Linked DNA regions of Homo sapiens: regions 2, 3 and 4 are each linked to region 1. Evidence: chromatin loops called from intact Hi-C (ENCODE). Cell type or tissue: CD14-positive monocyte. All regions are shown on one strand.

What was found. Peaks named below come from ENCODE experiments on the same cell type or tissue, not always from the same donor. Only the 100,000 strongest peaks of a DNase experiment are listed, where the experiment ranks them.
Region 2: it touches region 1 in a loop (2.1-fold over the local background); 13 of 110 quality-filtered maps call a loop at or near these places.
Region 3: it touches region 1 in a loop (2.2-fold over the local background); 6 of 110 quality-filtered maps call a loop at or near these places.
Region 4: it touches region 1 in a loop (2.5-fold over the local background); 5 of 110 quality-filtered maps call a loop at or near these places.

The regions. Positions count from the first base shown.
Region 1 is chr1:173,120,359-173,125,358 of GRCh38, forward strand. No RefSeq gene overlaps it. Among named protein-coding and RNA genes, the nearest start is that of TNFSF18, 72 kb to the left of the region's middle. RefSeq lists an enhancer at 2,320-2,885 and a silencer at 2,912-3,206. In CD14-positive monocyte, no CTCF peak of the experiment used is centred here; DNase peaks (open chromatin) are centred at 2,333 and 2,773; H3K4me3 peaks cover 1,379 bases; H3K27ac peaks cover 2,297 bases.
Region 2 is chr1:173,191,451-173,196,450 of GRCh38, forward strand. All of the region lies in intron 1 of TNFSF4 (TNF superfamily member 4), which reads right to left. Among named protein-coding and RNA genes, the nearest start is that of TNFSF4, 13 kb to the right of the region's middle. In CD14-positive monocyte, no CTCF peak of the experiment used is centred here; a DNase peak (open chromatin) is centred at 2,311; H3K27ac peaks cover 719 bases.
Region 3 is chr1:173,048,578-173,053,577 of GRCh38, forward strand. It overlaps TNFSF18 (TNF superfamily member 18), which reads right to left and starts at 2,364. Exons shown (of 3, transcript NM_005092.4): 1 at 2,164-2,364. The coding sequence starts at 2,319. In CD14-positive monocyte, no CTCF peak of the experiment used is centred here; DNase peaks (open chromatin) are centred at 264 and 2,484; H3K27ac peaks cover 896 bases.
Region 4 is chr1:173,007,092-173,012,091 of GRCh38, forward strand. No RefSeq gene overlaps it. Among named protein-coding and RNA genes, the nearest start is that of TNFSF18, 41 kb to the right of the region's middle. In CD14-positive monocyte, no CTCF peak of the experiment used is centred here; a DNase peak (open chromatin) is centred at 2,730; H3K27ac peaks cover 649 bases.

The DNA.
Region 1 (5,000 bases):
AGGAGAAGCAGTTGTTCTTAGTAAGGGTGAAGAAGGCTCATGAAAAGAGCTGAACAAACTGGGCGCAGGCGCCCAAGATACATGCTAAATTGTGATCAGAGATCTGTCACTCACCAACAGGTCCACACACAAAATTTGTGAAGCCATGGTAAGAGTACAAAGGGAGGCCCTCATACTATACATATAAATACATGAATGTTACAATCGAGTACCAAACTGTTAAATAAAACATATCCTCCCCTCTTACTTGGAGATATGGCTTCATAATAATCTGGAGGGCCCACTCCCACCTCATCCCATCTCTGATGAATACCACTATTCTTCAGCCTCTCTGAAGCATAGGGATGCACATACCACAACTGTGGTTTACCCTCTGAAGGATGAACCCAGGGGAGAGATCCAAGCAAGCCCTAGAAGCAGTAAGTTTAGGAGTCCACCAGCTCCAGATAGGCATAACCGTCTGGCCTGCCAACTCCTCACCAGGGAAGAATGCAGCCGAGGAAAGAATGGCATGGTGCCTAGGGCTGGCCACATTGGTCCTGGGGCCATGAGTAGGGCCCACGGACTGCCAGCAGTACCTACACATGCACGTTGCCCCCAGAAACAACCTGCTTGCCCCCAGAAGCAGACCTCATCAGGCTTCTGGACTCTATTGTTTACTCCAAGAAGAAGAATCTAATGAGATGTTGCCTTGAGAGCCACTATGACTCAGTCTCCAAGGCCTCCTCACATCCTGAAGACTAGCCCAGTGGGGATAGGAAACCGGGAGCTAAAAAGCTTCGCCAATTTGGACGAGCTTCTGAGGCAGCAGCTCTCAGCCTAGATCACATCCTAGATGTGAGAGAACTCCAGGGCTGGAATTCTCTGAAGCTTTATCCTCGGGCAAGCAGTTACATCGGGAACATTTAATAATGAGTGCTGAGGCCACACGCGGTGGCTCACGCCTGTAATCCCAGCACTTTGAGAGGCCGAAGCGGGCAGATCACGAGGTCAGGAGACCGAGAACATCCTAGCTAACAGGATGAAACCCCGTCTCTACTAAAAACACAAAAAAAAATTAGCCGGGCATGGTTGCGGGCGCCTGTACTCCCAGCTACTCGGGAGGCTGAGGCGGGACAAGGGCGTGAACACGGGAGGCGGAGCTTGCAGTGAGCAGAGGTGGCGCCACTACACTCCAGCCTGGTCAACAGAGCGAGACTCCGTCTCAAAAAATAAATAAATAAATAAATAAATAAATAAATAAATAAATAAATAGTGCTGAAGATGAAAGAAAAATTTTCCGTCTGTCATCCATAAAAAAACAAATTTTGATCAGCCATGCTAGGTTAAATATTGAATTATCTTTCTATTTTCTATGGAGAATATTACAATGTATTGCCATAGGAAGAGCCAACCAAAGAATATGCTGCCATAAATGTACAAATAATTATGATAGAGGAGTGATAGACAGACACTGTTTCAATTTTATCTTTAAAAGATACCCAGGAAGAAAAAAAATACAAACCACAACAGTTGTTGGCCAACCCACTCCCACAGTTTCTGTATAACAATTATTAATACTTTGTGAGCATTTACTGTGTTCCAAGTATTATTCTACTTGCTTTATATAGATTATCACATGTAATCCTCATTATCCCCATTTCAGAGATGGGGCGTGGAGTAGTTAAATAATGTTCCAGAAGGCATCCATCTAGTACTTGTTGGAGCCAGGATTTGAGCCCATACATCTGTTTCTCCAGAACCCACACTCTTAACTCCACTGAGACTATCTATCTTCTTGGATCCCCATTAGGCATGAAAATAAAAAGCTGTATCCTAGTCCCAACTACTAGTCATACAATCTTGGGCTACTATATTTAAACTCTCTGTTATTGTTTATAAAGTAGGAACAACAATAATAACTCCCTCATAGGGCTGTTCTAAGGACTAAAGGAAAGCTACAAAAGTGCCTAGTGTAATGATAGTGTAATGCTAGATATTATATAAGTATAGGTCCCTCTCTTTCCTCTTTTCTTCTTTTTTTTTATTATTTGGCTACTTGGCTACTTGAGCTGCTTTCTTTTCACTATTTGAACATGCAATTCACAGTAATAATATTGGTTTCCCTTTTGGCATATTTACTAATTAAATATTTCCATCTTCCTATCTTAGAACTTCCATTTCTACTGTAATCACCAGGTTGCTCATTTTGTTTGTTTTTGTAAAGCACCATAAATCTTTCCTTTTAGGAAAAGGCAGGATGTAACTTACAAATTATGTAAATGAAAGTACAAGGTTCTGTGGGCCATCATAACTCTGTCATCACTCCTGGAAATGGTCTTGCAAAGCACATGTCTGTCAAGTCAGCAGTTCTGTTTTGACGCAGAAGGACATTTATTTCATCTGGACAGCCTTCTACTTTCTCTAACTACAAACTTCCAAATTTTGTGGGTGGGTCAGAAATATGCTGTGTGAAGTAAATGTGCTGGCCCAGATCTGGAGGATCGATTTCCTCCCTTGAAGAGAACAAGCCATTTTATTCCTTGCTTAAAGTGGCCAAGAGAAAGACCCTTCTACAGGGACCAAAAAAAAAAATCAACTACTCTTTACAATCAGGCAGGTCGAGTGAACCAGAACTCAGATTTCCTGCTCTGCAGCTGTGTCTCCATTCATTGAGCAAATGCGGGAGCTTCTTCCTCTTACCACTGGGCAAGAATGCAATTTTTTTTCCTAACAGAAAGAAAATCCCCTCTGACAGTTCCACCCACTAGAGATTACTCTGGTGCTGGCCCAAGCTATTTGCATCATAGCTGCACCCTCCAGGCCCCAGTTGCATCACAGAGAAGCGGAAGCCCCGGAGGGATACTATCTCTGCCAGTTTCTCTAGGTTGCAATTAATTTTAAAAGTGAAACCAACCATATGCTTCCTTTACTTAGCACATTCCTGGGACACTGCAGCTACTTGCTGGATAAGCCAAGCAAAGGAAGCAAAAAAGCCTTGGGCTCAGAAGGCGTAGACAGCTTCCTCCTTTTGGCATTCAGGGAGCCCAGTTCCACTCTCAAACCTTTGTTAATCTGCCTTTAATTCCCCGAACTGCCTGTTCTCTAGTGGTCCGATGAGCTCCCAGCTCCTTAATACCCAAATAAGGAGATCAGGGCTGGTTCCTGCTTCAGCAGAGACTGAGAGGCCTAGAGTAAATGGACTCGGAATTAAGTACTCAGGTGACCTCCGGACTTTGAACCTGACATGTCCCTGCTGGGGAAGGGTTGTCAAGGCACTGAAAGACTACACTCATTCTGAGTCTATAAACTGAGCATCTGTGACTACGGGCAATGTTTAGAATTGTCAGAGGCTGGCTCTTGGCCTCTCTCTCCACCACTTCCTTCTCAGAAACTCAGAGCACCCTAAGAACTTTTGCTGCTTCTTGGTCCCCAGGATTCCTACGCCCTCACTCATTTCCCTGCCTCCCCCAGATATCATTCCGTTAAGCAATTCCTTGTTAACAAACAATTGCTGGCTTTGCATTTCTCTTTCCTCCAAAATCGCCGAGGCCTCTACTTACTGCTAAAAAAGAGGACTCTGTATAATTTTTAAATGAAGAGTGTTGTTTTTACCTAAATCAATCTGGCCTGGTATATGACAACAACAACAAAAGAACTCAAGGATAGAGCCAAAAAACTCGCCAACCAAGCAAGTAATTATGCTGAACCCCCTTGGGCACTCTCTAATTAGATGTTCTGGGCCCTCCCGATTCTTAGTTCTTTAATACCTGTTTTTCTCCTTCTCTTATTCGGACCTTGTGTCTTCCATTTAGTTTTTCAATTCATACAAAACCGCATCCAGGCCATCACTAATCATTCCATACGACAAATGCTCCTTCTAACAACCCCACAATATCGCCCCTTACCACAAAATCTTCTTCAGCTTAATATCTCCCACTCTAGGTTCCCACGCCGCCCCTAATCCTGCTCGAAGCAGCCCTGAGAAATATTGCCCATTATCTCTCCATACAACCCCCGAAAAATTTTCACTGCCCCAACTCTTCAATACTATTTTATGTTATTTTTCTTATTGATATAAAAAGACAGGAATGTCAGGCCTCTGGGCCCAAGCTAAGCCAACATATCCCCTGTGACCTGCAAGTATACATCCAGATGGCCTGAAACAAGTGAAGAATCACAAAAGTGAAAATGGCAGGTTACTGCCTTAACTGATGACATTCCACCATTGGGATTTGTTCCTGCACCACCTTAACTGAGAGATTAACCTTGTGAAATTCCTTCTGGCTCAGAAGCTCCCCAACTGAGCACCTTGTGACTCCCACCCCTGCCCGCAAGAGAAAAACCCCCTTTGACTGTAATTTTCCACTACCCGCCAAAATCCTATAAAACGACCCCACCCCATCTCCCTTCACTGACTCTCTTTTCGGACTCAGCCCGCCTGCACCCAGGTGAAATAAACAGGCTTGTTGCTCACACAAAGCCTGATTGGTGGTCTGTTCACACGGACGCATGTGACAATCCTGACTTCTTTTATTCTGCTGATGCTGCACCCCTTGACACTTACAACACTCCGGTGCCTTACATATTGTGAATTAAATAGAATTTAAGGTATTCGACAGTCTATTATCTCATTTTCCTGTACTGCCCTAATTCCTCCCTCATTTTCCAATATGCTTTCTTCTACATAATGAGATCTCAACCTGGATGCCCTCCTTGGGAAGATCACAAACATTGTTGACTCCATGCTGCATTGCCAACCCTGACCCCCGTGACAGCCACGCTCTTCCCCTTACTCTGCCCTTAACATCCATATCATTCTGACCCTACAGGACCTCAACCACTACCCACTCCCCTTCATCTACATTACCTCAAATTCAGCCTATCCTTCAAGAACATTACCTTGAAGGCCCATGTTACCATCCATATCTTATATCAAATGACATCAACCCTGTCTACTCTGACAGCCAATGATTTTTTTTCTTCCGGCTGATGGAAGAGCCTCTACCAGAAGATTTACT
Region 2 (5,000 bases), 71 kb after region 1:
TCTTCCCCCTCATCCTCCATACCTGATGACCTCATGCTGACTACCCCAGTGCCCAGAGACACCCCCACAGTGCCCAAGTCAAAGCTCTGAAGAGCCTGGCTCCAACCTCATTGTCAAGCTTTATTGCCACATATATCCTTTCTGTGTCTAATGATCCAGCCAACTATTTGTTCTGATCTCCTTGCACTTGGGTAGGCAGCCTGGTAGGATGGCACAAAGAGCATAGACTTTGGAGTCAGATTTAGTTCAAACTGTGACTTCTCTGGTTCTTTGAATTTGGAAAAGTTATAGCATTTCTTCGCTTTAGCCTTTATACATGTGAAAATAAGACATAATACTGTGAGCGGAACTTTCCAGAAGATGAACACCAAGTTTAGATAGGATAACTTAAAGCATCCAGCAGTTTGCCAGCACATGGTACGTGGTAAGCATTTTAAAAATGTAGGCCAGATGCAGTGGCTGACGCTTGTAATCCCAGCACTTTGGGAGGCCGAGGCAGGCAGATCACATGAGATCAGGAGTTTGAGACCAGCCTGGCCAACATGGCAAAAGCCTGTCTCTACAAAAAATACAAAAATTAGCAAGGCGTGGTGGTATGCACCTGTAATCTTAGCCACTGGGGAGGCTGAAGCACAAGAATCGCTTGAACCCAGGAGACAGAGGTTGCAGTGAGCCAAGATCACACCACTGCCTCCAGCATGTCCCTCCATCTGTCTCTGCCCATTAAAATCTTACCATCTTCAAGGCCTAAATCAAATCCTTGAGTTTCAGTCTCTGTATTCCCATACAAGTATTTAAAGTCACTCATTCACAAAGATGTTTATAGCAGCTTTGTTCATAATTGTCAAAACTTGGAAGCAGCCAAAACGTCCTTCAGTAGGTGAATGGATAAATAAACTGATACAACCATACAATGGAACATTATGCAGCACTAAAAAGAAATGAACTATCAAGCTATGAAAAGACATGGAGGAATATTAAATGCATATTATTATACAAGAGAAGCCAATCTGAAAACGGTATATACTGAATGACCTAACTATATGACATTCTGGAAAAAGCAAAACTATGGAGATTAAAAAGATCAGTGGGTGCCAGGGGTTAGGAATGGGGGAGGAATAAACAGGTAGAGCACAGGGTGTTTTTAGGGTAGTGAAAGCATCCTGTATGATTCTGTAATGGTGAATACATGTCATTATATACACTTGTCAAAACCCACAGAATGTACAGTTAACCCCAACATTAAAAAACACTCTATTGACTGATTATACTGCCAGTGAATACAAGTCTTATCTCCTCTACTCAAGACTACTTAGCTGTGTGACCTTGGGAAAATTGCATTTATCTTGCTGATTTTGTTCCTTAATCTGTAAAATGGAGATAGTAAAAATCTGTATATCAGAGAGTTGTAAAGTTTGAATGAAATAATATATGTCAGTGATCAGGACCTGTCATGGAACATTGCAAGAAGTTAATAAACATCAGCAATTATTCTTGGATGCACACGGAAAACAATATCCATGTCATGTTCATAATTTATTCTACATAATACTATATAAACTATATGACAACAGAATGAAGGAATGGATTAAAGAAAAAAACAAAGACTAACAAAGTTATCATATCAGTGCTCTGACTCCCTGTACCTCAGAGAAACAATACAAAAGAATTTGGGTTTCATGAGAAAGGTTGACAGAAAACAATCAGAAGACATTTGGTCTACCCCCACACATAGACTTAGTGTTTTGTATATCAAGAAAAGCAAAATCCCCAGATCTTCTCCACATACTCAAAGAAAATAGAAAATATCAAAGGGCCAGGGGGCTTCCATCTAAGCACAGTCTATAGACTAAAGCTTCTTCAATCTGGAAGGTCTGAAGAGTCCACACCATACTCAAGGATGAAATGCAAATGCTCCTAAGTATCCATGCCAGAATTGAAGTATAGCCGTGAATTTTGAATGTAATGGTCTTAGAAGCATGAAAAAAATGCAAAAGAAGTCATATTTTAGTTGAACATTATATTTTGCATATGAAGAAATTAAGGCTCACAGAAGTGAAGAGATTTGATGCATGCCCTTCAATTTCAGTAATTTTTATTATACCACACAAGTACTATTTTTCTCCCACGCGAATTTGAAGAAAAAAATTCTATGAAGATTTTAATATTCCATTCCTTATGTCCACTTTAATAGCAAGCTTAGAGAAAAGAAGAAGTTGCCGTACAGATGATTGGCAATGACCTCATCATGAGAAAGAAAAGGGAGAGCCCACACTCCAGGCTTCCCTCTTGGGTTTCAGGGCTCCCATAAGTGAAGCAAAAAAAAAAAAAAAAAGGAACAATCAAGTACCCACTTGGCAAATATGGGCTCTTTGACCAAATGACTGAATAATGTAATGTACAAGCGTCATGTCTGGCAGCAGCTGATAATGCAACAGGAAGGTTACCAGCCCAGTGGTTCTTAAACTCTAAATGTGCATTAGAATCACCACCAAAATATGTTGTTGTTGTTGTTTTAAGTGCAGATGGTCAGATTATTCACAAAGACTCTAATTCAAAAGGTCTGGGTAGATCAAGGAATCTTCATTTTTACAAGTAACCAAGGTTCAGATTTAAAAATCACTGCTGTTAACTATGAACTTCCAAAAGTCTAAATCCAGAGAATTTATCTTCAACCACACCCTGTGCAAAAAGCATGCCTGTCCAAAAGCTGGTGCTCAAGAAATTTTTTCTCTGCTGTAAGTGTTATTCAGTAGTTGAATGAATAGTATGGTTGTCATATTATTTGGTAGTTTGGTTAAAAATAACATCAGCAATTATTGAGTACTTGCTATGCAGCAGTTATTACACTCAACTCTTGGAACACAAGGAGATAGAACATACAATCCTTACTTTTGATGAACTTCTATGCCAGTTGGGAAAATAGTCCCTGTACATAAAACCTTTAGTAAATACCTACAGGCAATGTAAGTCATAACATTTCAAAGAACAGAAAAATCACTGTAGGCTTTGACAGCACAAGGAGGAAAGACCTGGACTTAGGCCTTGAAAGACAGAGAAGAGCTGGATGAGCAAAAGACATTCTATAATTATTAATAGTTGGAAGAAAAGTCTAGAAATGAGGCCATCCTTTGTGCATTCAAGAAAAAGGGCCTGGTGCGGTAGCTCACACCTGTAATCCCAGCACTTTGGGAGGTCAAAGCAGGCCGATCACTTGCACTCAGGAGTCCAGGACCAGCCTGGACAACATGGTGAAACCCTATTTCTACAAAAAAATAAAAAAATAATAAAAAAAATAGCTGGACATGGTGGTACACCTCTGTGGTCCCAACTGCTTGGGAAGCTAAGGTGGGAGGATCGCTTGAGCCCAGGAGATTGAGGCTGCAGGGAGCCACAATCATGCCACTGCATGACAGAGAGAACTTGTCTCAAAAAAAAAAAAAAAAAAAGGCAAAGAATAAATAAAACCTTATTGAGTACTTACAATATGCTATGCACTGTTTCAAATGTATTATCCCATTTGCTGCTCAAAATAACATTGTGATGTAGAAAGAATAACTACCCATATTTTACAGATAGGGAAATAAAAATTAGTGCTGCTAAGAACTTGGTCGGGAATAAATATTTATTCATTTGAGTTCAGGTGAATCCCAAGTTCATGATAACATCCCTTCTCTTTATCCTACACTATCATAAGAGTAAATAACACCAAAAAAAAGCATTTATCTGAGGGTCCTAAATTAACTTGAATTGTTTTCATCATCAATACTGAATAAGATTAAATATTAATTTTTGAATAGTTGTCAAAATACACAGATATACATCAAAATATCCAGAAACCCTGCTCTAGAAAGAGCTCCTCAACCAATGTTGCAGGGTTGCCTATGTAGTTCAGGTTGCCAGAATTATTAGCTCAGCTCTGATTAGGTAAAACTGTCCTGGCAAGGAACTGCAGGCCCATGGACAAGTACAAAGCAGGCTCCCCATGCAGGTGTAGCAAAGAAGAGTCAGAATTAGGTTCTTTCTTGGCCTCCTTCAGTGCTTTTAGCACTGGGCTGTCCAAAAACAAAGGTGGAAAGTGTCTGATATCTGGCATTTATTCAGCAGGCTGTGCTGTGTTCCCAAGAAAGTGACACTTGTTTCAAGAGCTCATCTTTGGAGAGTGTGTACCTCTAATTCTGACTCACTAGGATGTGGTATGGGGCTGTCGACCTTAAACCCATTTGACATTTGTCCTGGTGAAGGGTATCTGTGGCAGGAGCAAATGATACTCACCAAGCATGAAACCAGGAAGTGGGCTCTGCACTCACTATACCGGCCTTGCCATTCCTTGCTTGGTACAAGGCCACAATGTCAAGGCCTTGGTGGTGGGCAGCAGTGGGACGTGGGCTAGTAGAGGGTGGTAGTAGTGGGCTAGTAGAGGGAAACACATCTGGAGTGGGGACTCCCCAGTTCACCAAACCACTGCCACTGGACGTGAACCTCTCCTCCCCGCACCTTGGGCTTCATGCCAACCAGTGGAGATCTGAGAGATCATGAAAGCATGACCTCACAAGCTCTCAGGGTGTGTCTCAAGGGGCCTCAGAAGAGAAAGGGAGAATTTTTCACTCTTAGCCACCACAGTAGACTGAGAGGATAGATCCTTATCTGACAGACATGGTCTATTCTCAGTGGAAGCAGCCCCCTTACAAAAAGATGAGCCCTGACTTCTGATCACGGAAGTTCAGAATTCCACCTAGAGAGAGGAGTAGGAAAAATGGGAAAAACTGATTCTTTGGTGAAGGAGTTTCTCATATTCAGAAAGACTTATCCCAAAAGTTACATTTCTTAGAGACAAAGATGTGTGGCTTTGAAAACCTTGTTGGATAACGAGTTTATTGGGACTTAATGAACACAAAGAAAAGCCATTTTAACTGCCATCCAAAGCCTTCTCTTTCTCCATGCCAAACCCTTACCATCTCTGCCAGCATATTTTCCCAGTCATCTCTCTCTTAACCTCC
Region 3 (5,000 bases), 72 kb before region 1:
TATCCTTTTAGTTAAATATTTTCTCAAAGAAGAGAGAAAAAAAGAAAAAAATTGACCCAAGGAGCCAAGCTTCCCATCTAACACTTTTTAAAGTGTTACACTTTCTTTTAAGTGTACACTTTTTAAAGTAGTGTCTAGACAATCTGGAAAGTGGGACTTTGTATGTAAAAACTAGAGTGGAGACCAAAATAAAACTTCACGGTTCATGGGTATTGTGACAATGTGGAAGTGGCCACATCATAATGAATCACTATCTGCCAGCCTCTCAGACTTCTTTTCCAGAGATATTTATTTGTGGCCAATAGGGAAAGGGAAGTACAGGTAAGTGGAAAGTGAAATGCAGAAGCTAATATCATGTATGGTTGGCCAGGCCACTGGCTTTTCCCATAGAAACAAATCCTGCAAGTGTCCTGTCAGAACAATATTCTAAAAACATTTTATACTTCCCCAAATTTGAAACAAACTCTGGGTTATCTTTAGAGGTAGAACATTTCATTGAGAAACTGGATCTAGGAGAGAGAAACCAGAATCAGAGCTCAAACACATGGGATTAATCCAGTTTGATTCTGAAGAGAGGTGTCCCAGATGATCTGGCATTATTAGACTTTCTCTTTCCCTTTGCAAGAACTGCTGGGTGCCTTTGGGAAAGGCTTCTGTGTATTCATTCCTGAGTCATATGTAGGAACTGATGATGCTTATATTCAGTGTTCTTCAGGGTTATCTGGCTAATTAATCTTATAATTTTTAGAAGAAAGAAGCACTTCCAAATTTAAGTTATTGCTATTCTCACCCTTCCTCTTCTTCAGAAATCTAGACACTAAGAATTTCTGACAATTCTTTCTTTCAACTTCACTGACCCAGAAAGTTCACACTTCTGCTTCATACATTTCTTGAGAGAGCAGGGTTGTAATTAGAAATGCCTCTGTTGCACATAAGCCTTGTATACAGTTATGGAATACAAATTAATGGGCTACTGTGGAAAAATTGGCCAAAGCTATACCTACTCTAAATTAATATCAATAGGGGACTGCTTCCTCCTGCATCTTTTCTCAATTACTTTTACTTATCTTAAGTGGTAGAACTATATCTTTGAAATCTTTGCTGGTCAGTTCCCTTAAGAAAAGTGTTTCTGCAGTCACATTTCAACTCTTTCTCAGATGGACATATGCCACTTTATTCTCCCCAAAACTTAGAGTCTTCAAATTTAGCCAGAAATAGGCTAAATCCTGAAATAAATAAAGCATTTCTTATTTTCTTTTTGATCAGTGCTACGTAGTTAACTGTGAGGAAAGATTTTTTAGTAAAGAACAAAACTAATCTCCATTCCCAGTGTACCATCCCATTCTCTAGGCCCACAGCTTGGCCTGCATCTCAATGGGAAATTCCTGACAAGCATCAGGGGCTTCCCAAATAGATATGGGCTTTCTCATTCCTCCATGAAGTCTTCCCTGATCAACTCAATCTAAAGTCATTGTTCCCTGCTTTTGAGTGACTTAGGCATTTATTCTTCATACTACCCTTAAATAAATTCTTGATCATGACATTTTATAGCTAGAAGAAACATCATAATAAATCCATTCCCCTACCACCAGTTTTTTTAGATAAAGAAGCTGCAAACTAGAGAGATTAAATGTCTTTATCAAATTTATACAGCTGGTTATTAGGAGACCCAGAACCAGAATCCAGATCTTCTTACACCTAGCTCAGGGCCACTTCCCTCCTCAAAGACACACAAACCACCTGTCATTTACTTAATCCTGTCTTTCACTATTTTTTTAAGTCTTTTCCATAAATAAGACTATAGCTTGCATCCCATTCCTTGATATTCATTCATATTTTTACCTTTTTTATTCCACCAAGAGCTATAGCAGAGGGAAGGAAAAATACTCCACAGGCCCCTGTCAATTGGCTTAACCAGTTCTCTCTATCTAACAGAGTTCTGCAGCTAACATTTAGCATTTTCTGATACCTTTTATCTCAAAACCTTTAGATAAACTTCAAACGCCATGTCATGACAATATTAGAATTGTATTTACATTATGTATACACATCTCTTCCTTCCAACTATTGCTAACAATACTGAGTGACAATGATAACAACTAGAAAAACAAATAAATAGAGGATTATAGCAAATAGTAACCTTAGGTACAATTGCCTCCTTACCTCTAATTGGAGAAAAATAAAGATTAGCCAACTGAAGGAGCAAAGAAATAGCAACATAACTATTGAGCAAAAGAGCCACAGCTTCCAGGATGATCTCTGAGCTCCTTGAGTTCTTGAATGGCTTAAAGGCATATTTTCCAAGTGGCTCAAACACATTTTTGGAGAAATGAGAGCTGTGGAAAACAAAAATTCACAAGTGATGGGTGAAGGATGCAATGTCATGTTTTGTAGCAATATGGTAATTAGTAGTGGGTGTGGAAGGCGGAGTTTTCCTTCTGTCACTGTGTTAGAAAATGATACTTATAACTTAAGTGCTGACTCTCATTTGGCACCAGATCAAATACAACAAAAGGAACGGAAGGCTGAAAGCCAACACAAACTCAGAACATAAAAAAAAAAGCACAAGGGAAGTTCAGAGGGGAAAAAAATTTCTTTCCTAAATCAAACGGCAGTACAGTGCACGTGTAGAGGAGGCTTGGGAGAATAAAGTGGTGTGCTCTCATCTAAGAAAGTATTCCAGATTATTTCTAGATAAGAAAATCACTTTTTATAAGAAAAAATAAAGTTTGAGATTAATCCCCCTACCATACTCCAGATATCATGTACATGAGCGGCAGAGTGTTAGGAAGTTGGAGAGGCTAGGATCTCTAGTTTGGAAAAAATAGAGTTTTAATCAAGTCATCATCTTGTTTACCTTAAATACCCACAATTTTTATTTGTCAATTATACTTCAGTAAACCTGGAAAAATAAAATCTATACTCACAAAAATGTTTCATCAATTTCTAGTGTATAGAATGCGTTCATTCTGAGTCTCTAGAAAATATCAAGTGTATTACAAGAATTTAATAAAAAATTGTAAATACAACAAGCTCAATTTTATATTTCATCATTTTTAAACTCTGATAATCTAGTTCTGGCATAAGAAGTTATTTTACAGAAGGATATTTTCCTGCATCCTGCCCTCAGCCAGAGCTTATACTCTATTCCAAAAAAAAAAAAAAAAAAACCTTGGGTTTTCTTCCTGGGCCCAAAAATATGGGTTTACTACAAAATTGAGGAAGTCTCCTGGTTCTATGGACCTCAGTCACACAGGCTTTTAAATCAGACAGACCTCAAGAGCAGAGGCTGGCACTGCCCAGTTCCTACCTGCTCTGTGGCCTTAGGCATGTTACTTGAGTTCTCTGAGCTTCAGTTTCCTTCACTGTAAAATGGAGAAAATTTTCACTTTATAATGCTTTTGTGGAGAATGAAATGAAGGTGAAAAGTTTATGCATTCCATAAATGTTAGATTATCTCTTCTCTACCCTCTTTAGCGATGTAGTGAAGTTTAATTCAATTATTAAATCCTAGAAAAGAATGAACATTCTTTATCTTTCCCACAAGATAAAATTCACCTAAAGTTTACTTAAACAAAAGGAAGTACAATGAAAGTATTTTGGAAAACCTATTTTTTAATCTAAGAGAGAATTGACGATTTATAAATTAGAAAAAAGTCCAGAGATTTAACATCCTCCTTTACAAAAAAAGGAAACTAAGGACAAGAGGGTGTGAGTAGTGTCTCAAATCACTGCTGGCTGGTTAATGATGGAGTGAAAACTCAAGCCCACAGATACTGCTTTGTAATCCAACCATTTTGTCTTAATATTGCACTATTTACAATATTATTAGCAATATTTCTCTCTGAACTGTCAAAATTTTAATTTGGGCCCTATTTTACCTTGTTCAATAAACTACTTCTTAAAAGACCAGTTACACAAAAATGATTTTTCAACACAACAAATGTTTTTGTGGCTCTGTACTTAGATGCTGCAATGCAGGGATAAAGAATAAACTTACTCTAGAAAAAGACTGATGCCTTGATCCCATAACCTTTGCACTTGCATCAGATCTGGAATTCATATACACAAGCACAGAACTTAAAATTGGAAGTTAAATTATGTCCTTCCTGTTTTTATGATCTGCCCCTTTTCCTGTCTGCTTTCCAAATTTTTGAGGGAATTTCCCTGGCTTGCTACCTTAGGTAAACATTTATTCACATGAGAAACTGTTTTAAATAAAATCCAGTTCCTCCTTCCGCCTTTAACCACTGTTAGGCCCTGGAATATCCTTATTAATTATTTAACCTTATGACAGTATCTTAAGAAAGATGACATACTTATTTCAAGAAGACTATATTCTAGGGCCTCTTTTCATGAAATAGGATTTAGAAATGAGGAAACTTCAAGTTAAGACAGGTAACAGTAGGCAAGACTTTCTGAAATTCTAGAGCAATGAGTCACAGTTGGCACGATTTTGGTGTAAGTTATCAGGATTACATGTTATATCTCAGGATTTGACAAGAGGTAAATGAGCACCAATTCAAGCTTCGGGTTTATGGTCCGTCCCTGGCTCAGATACTTGAGCATGAAGTTTCTGGGTTTTTTTTGTTTGTTTGTTTTTCAATTAAATCTGACAAGCAAATCCATGTCAAACATTTACTATCTGCCCACTACTGTGCTAGGAGATTTGGGGGATATTTTAAAAAGTAAGAGCTGCCCTGGCCAACATGGTGAAACCCCGTCTCTACTAAAATACAAAAAATTAGCCAGGCGTGGTGGCGCGCGCCTACGGTCCCAGCTACTCGGGAGGCTGATGCAAGGGAATCGCTTGAACCCAGGAGGTGGAGGTTGCAGTGAGCCGAGATTGCGCCACTGCACTCCAGTCCGGCGACAGAGTGAGACTCCGTCTCAAAAAAAAAAAAAAAAAAAGTAACAGCTGCCAATGAATTTGCCATCTAACCAAATTGAAACCTTATCCGCAGGGAGACAGACGCCCAAATTGATACTATACATAAGAA
Region 4 (5,000 bases), 110 kb before region 1:
TATGTGTTTGTTAGGCCCATTTGGTCTAGAGTGTAGAAGCCCAATGTTTCCTTATTGATTTTCTGCCTGGATGATCTATCTATTGTTGAAAGTAGGATATTGAAGTCCCCTACTATTATTGTATTGCATTTTATTGCAGTCTATATCTCCCTTCAGATCTATTAATATTTGCTTTATCTATTTAGGTATTCCTATGATGGGTGCATATATATACAACTGTTGTTCCTCTTGAAGGATTGACCTCTTTATCATTATATAATGACCTTCTTTGTCTCTTTTTACAGTTTTTGACTTAAAATCTATTTTATGTAAGTATTGCTACCCCTGCTTTTTAAATTTTCTATTTGCCTGGAATATCTTTTTCTATCTTTTCACTTCTAGCCTATATATATTTTTAAACATGAAGTGGGTCTCTTGTAGGCAGCATATAGTTGGTCTTGCTGCTGGTTTTCTTCTTTTAATCTGTTCAGCCACTCTGGTTTTTTATTAGAAAATTTAATACATTTACATTCAAGGTAATTATTGATAAGTGAGTCCTTACTATTGCCATTTTGTTCATTGTTTTCTTCTTGCTTTGTAGCTCCTTTGTTCTTTTTTTCCTCTTTTGCTGTCTTCCTTTGTTATTAGATGATTTTTCTCTAGTGGTATGCTTTGACTATTTTGCTATTGTGTATCTATTATGTTTTTGCCTTATGGTTATGAGGCTTAAATAAAATATCTTGTAGTTGTAACAGTCTCATTTAAGCTCATAGCAACTTTACTTCAATCACATTTAAAAACAATTTATATCTTGTTATACTGTTTATTCCTTAACAAATTATTACAGCTATCATTAATTTTAATAGCTTTGTCTTTTAATCTTTATACTAATGACATAAGTGATTTACGCACTTATACCTACTTACACCACCACTGCAGTATGAGAATAATCTGAATTTGGTTGTATACTTACTTTGATCCCTAAATTTTATATTTTCATATGTTTTATATTACTAAATAGCATGATTTCCTTTCAGTTTGAAGAATTTTCTTAGCATTTCTCATAAGGCATGTCTAGTGGTAATGAACTCTCACAGCTTTTGTTCTCTGGGAAAGTCCTTACCTCTGTTTCATTTCTAAAAGCCTTGCCTAGAATAGTACTCTTGGATGATGGGATTTTTTTTTTCAGTATTTTGACTATTTCATTCCACTCTCCCTTGGCCTGCAAGCTTTCTACTGAGGAATCCACAAATTTCCTTTTGGTGTTATCTTGTATGTGACTAGTTGCTTTTCTCTTGCTGCTTTGAAAATTATCTTTCACTTTTACTTTTGAGAGATTATAATGTGTCTCGGTAAAGATGTGTTTATATTTAATTTATTTGGGATTCAATGGGGTTTATGGATCTGGATGTTCCCTTTCCTCTACAGATTTGGGAAGTTTTCTGTCACTATTTTTAAAAGTAATCTTTCCTCCTCTTTCTGTTTCTGTGCTGTTCGTTCCTCTGACTGGTCATTCAAATGATCTACCTTCAGTCTCCTTGATTCTTTCTTCAGCTTTATCAAATCTGCTGTTGAAGTTCTCTATGGAATTTTTTATCTCAGTAATTATGTTATTTTGCGTCATGATTTATGTTTGGTTGTTTTTATGGTTACTGTCTCTTTGTTGAACTCATTTTTTTCATGTACTATTTCTAATTTTGTTTAGTTATCTATCTTTATCCTCTTGTAGCTCACTGAGCTTTTCTAAGATGATTATTTTGAATTTTTTATCAGATAGTTGGTAAATCATTTCCTTCATGTCATTTACTGGCACTTTTTTTTGTTCCTTGGATAGTATCATGTTTCCCTGATTGTGTGTGATCTTTTTGGCCATGTGTTGATGTCTGCACAATTAAAGAAGTAGTCACTTATTTCAGTCTTTACAGACTCACTTTGGCAGGGGAAGCTCTTCATCAGTCAGTCTAACCAGAAATTCTAGGATGGCTTTCTAGTGGTCCATGGGTAAATTTGCTGCTAGAGTCCTCAGGAAGGCTGGCCTGGTGCCTTGGTCAGCAGGTTCAAGTTTCCATTTTTTTACAGCTTCCTCAGTTCTTCCCAGAGGTCAGTTATGTGGTGTTCAATTAATATTTGATTAAATGACGTTTTCATTTGTCATTTTTATGTCAACTATCAGTATGCTTCATAATAATTACTCTCAATCTAGACAGTAACTCTCCTCCAATTAACACAATATCTTGTAAGGATTGCATGCCTTAAATGAGGCTTACAATGGACATTGACAAGTGAGCTAATACAGCAAAATGATAAAGAGTTCAGTCCTAAAGTCAAACTACCTATGCTTGTAGCCTAACATTGCCGTTTACTTCTTGCATGAACTTGAGCAAGTTTCTTATCTTCTCTACATTTCAGTTGTCTTATTTGGCATAGATCTGTTAGGATTAAATAAATTGTTCCACATAAAGTACTTAGAAGAGCTCCTGGTACACTAAGTGCTAGTAAGTATTAGTTATACTTATTCTTCAGCTCCAGAAGATATGTTAGCAACCTGGAGTTCTTGGCATATTCATTCCCTGTTCCAAATACTGAGATTCCACTTTGAGTAGATATTTTTATCCTGCCTTAGAGCCTAGCAAAGGTACACACTATTCCCTCTAGCATAACCATATGTGGGTTCTGCTCTACTGTAGTGCTGGACCAGGAAGCAGTGAGTATGGGCCAGGGCTGCTGACTTGCATGAGTTCAAATGAATATTACTAAACCAGAACACGTTCCATGACTACATGACATCATTTTGTATTGTTTCCTCTTTCCTGGCTGCTTCCCTTTTAGTAAAACATTAGTACAAGCTAGAATACTGTAAAATAAGGAAATTTCCAGGGACTTAACCTAGTTTATTTGTTTCATTAGTATTATCCAATCAGACCAAAGCCCAGTATAAGTAATTTGAATTAGTAGTAGTACTTCAGAATGTGTTGTGATCAACAGAATTTGTGAAAACAGCTTGGCGATTAGCTTTTAGAAGTTGGTATCAAAAATTATCTTATTTCTATGTATAGTTCTGTGACTCTACTGTCACAGAGAACTATAGGCAAATTACTTCTTCTTGGATTTGGATTTTCTCAAATATAATTCTAAAAAATATTATTCATTTCTACTCTACTGTCAGAGATTATCTAAAAGCACACCAAGATTTCCCCCAAAACAACAGGTGAATACAAGGACATAAAAGCCCTTCCTGATTTTGTAACTTCTCAAATCTATCCTTTTGTGGTTCCATGACAAACTAATTAATAAAGAACTTAGATAACTTTCTGGAATCAAAAACAAGGAAAATTGAAAAAAAAACATACTATAGTATGAGGAAAGGCATTGTTTAATATGGATTTACTTTCAAGATAGAATAACTATCGGTAGAAATTATTATTTTATGGATAATTTCCTATGTCCTGAGTTAAGATTGCAAAAAGTGGCCAGGTGCAGTGTCTCATGCCTATAATCCTAGCTTTTTGGGAGGCTGAGGTAGGAGGATCACTTGTGGCCAGGAGTTCAAAACCAGCCTGAGCAACATAGTGAGACCCTGTCTCTACAAAAAAATTTAAAAATTAGCTGAGTGTGGTAGCCTATGCCTATAGTCCCAAGCTACTCAGGAGGCTGAGGTGGAAGAACCTCTTAAGTCTGGGAAGTTGAGGCTGCAGTGAGCCATGATTGCCCTGCTGCAATCCAACCTGAGTAACAGAGTGAGACTCTGTTCCCCTCCACAAAAAAAAAAAAAAAAAAAAAAAGCAAAAAGAAAATCTCAAATTTTCCTGAGAACCCTCACAAGGATGTCAGTGATTTTTATAACCTTCACTCAAATCTTCTTGTATCTTTGGTTAATCAGGATTAACACAAATTTGTCCAATCTCAGAAGTGCCTGAGAATTCTAATATGGATATTTCTGAAAGCATCATTTACCATAAAAAAGAGACTAAGTCTTGCTAGTGAGGGAAAATAATTATATCAAGTGATCTTGTTGCATGTCTGTTTTTATGCATACTTATATGCATGAATTTGGAAATAAATCATTTTGTGTACATTACCTCATTCAATCTTCACAAAAATGCCATGCAATAATTATGAGAGATATAATTATCCCAACTTTTGTGCATGAAAGGACAGAGGAAAAAGAGAAATCGATAGAGATGACAGAGAATGGATGATCACTCATTCATTTATGCATTCATTCAACAACCATTTGTAAGTAATTATATGTGCCACATTATAGAAAGATACAGCCATAAAAACATTCTTCTTAAAGCCTATAGCTTAATTGAGGTAACTTCCAGTTAAAAACATAAATGTTTTGATATAGATCTCTGTGTTCAAAGAGTATACAGCCCTACTTTAAAGGCTGGGGAATATCTCCCTGGGGAACTCACATTTCAGCTGAGACAAGGAATGAGTAGAGTTAGCCAAATGAAGGGAAAGTGGGATGGGTATCCTAGGAGAAGGAGCAGCATGTCCCAGGGACAGAGTTGAATAAGGACAAACAGCAATTATCAAGAAACCAAAGAATGTTAGCAAGAGGAGTATAAAGTACAAGGTAGAAGATGGCAAGAGATGAATCTAGAGAGTTAGACAAATGACCAAAACTATAAATGAGCTTGTAAGTCATTGTGAATAGCTTGGAATTTATTTTAAGGGCACTGGAAAGGCAACTAGAGCAGCATAAAAAACTAGAACAGTAAAACATTTTGAAGGTCACGGGCCAGGGAGAGTTTTAAGACTTTAAGAGTCAATCAAATTAATCCTTCAAAGAAGCCAAAAAATAAGAAAACTGAGAATACGTCATTTGAGACATCATGGATAACCTTAAAATTTCCATTTTGGTGGTAGAGGTGGAACACAAACCCATGAATAACTTAAAGATAAGGAAGTATAAGCAAAGGGGTATAGACTACGGTTTGAAAAGCCCACCTCACCTATTGCTGGAGTTGGTAGCAGGATCAAAGAAAAATTTTTCAAGATCGAAAAAATCTAAA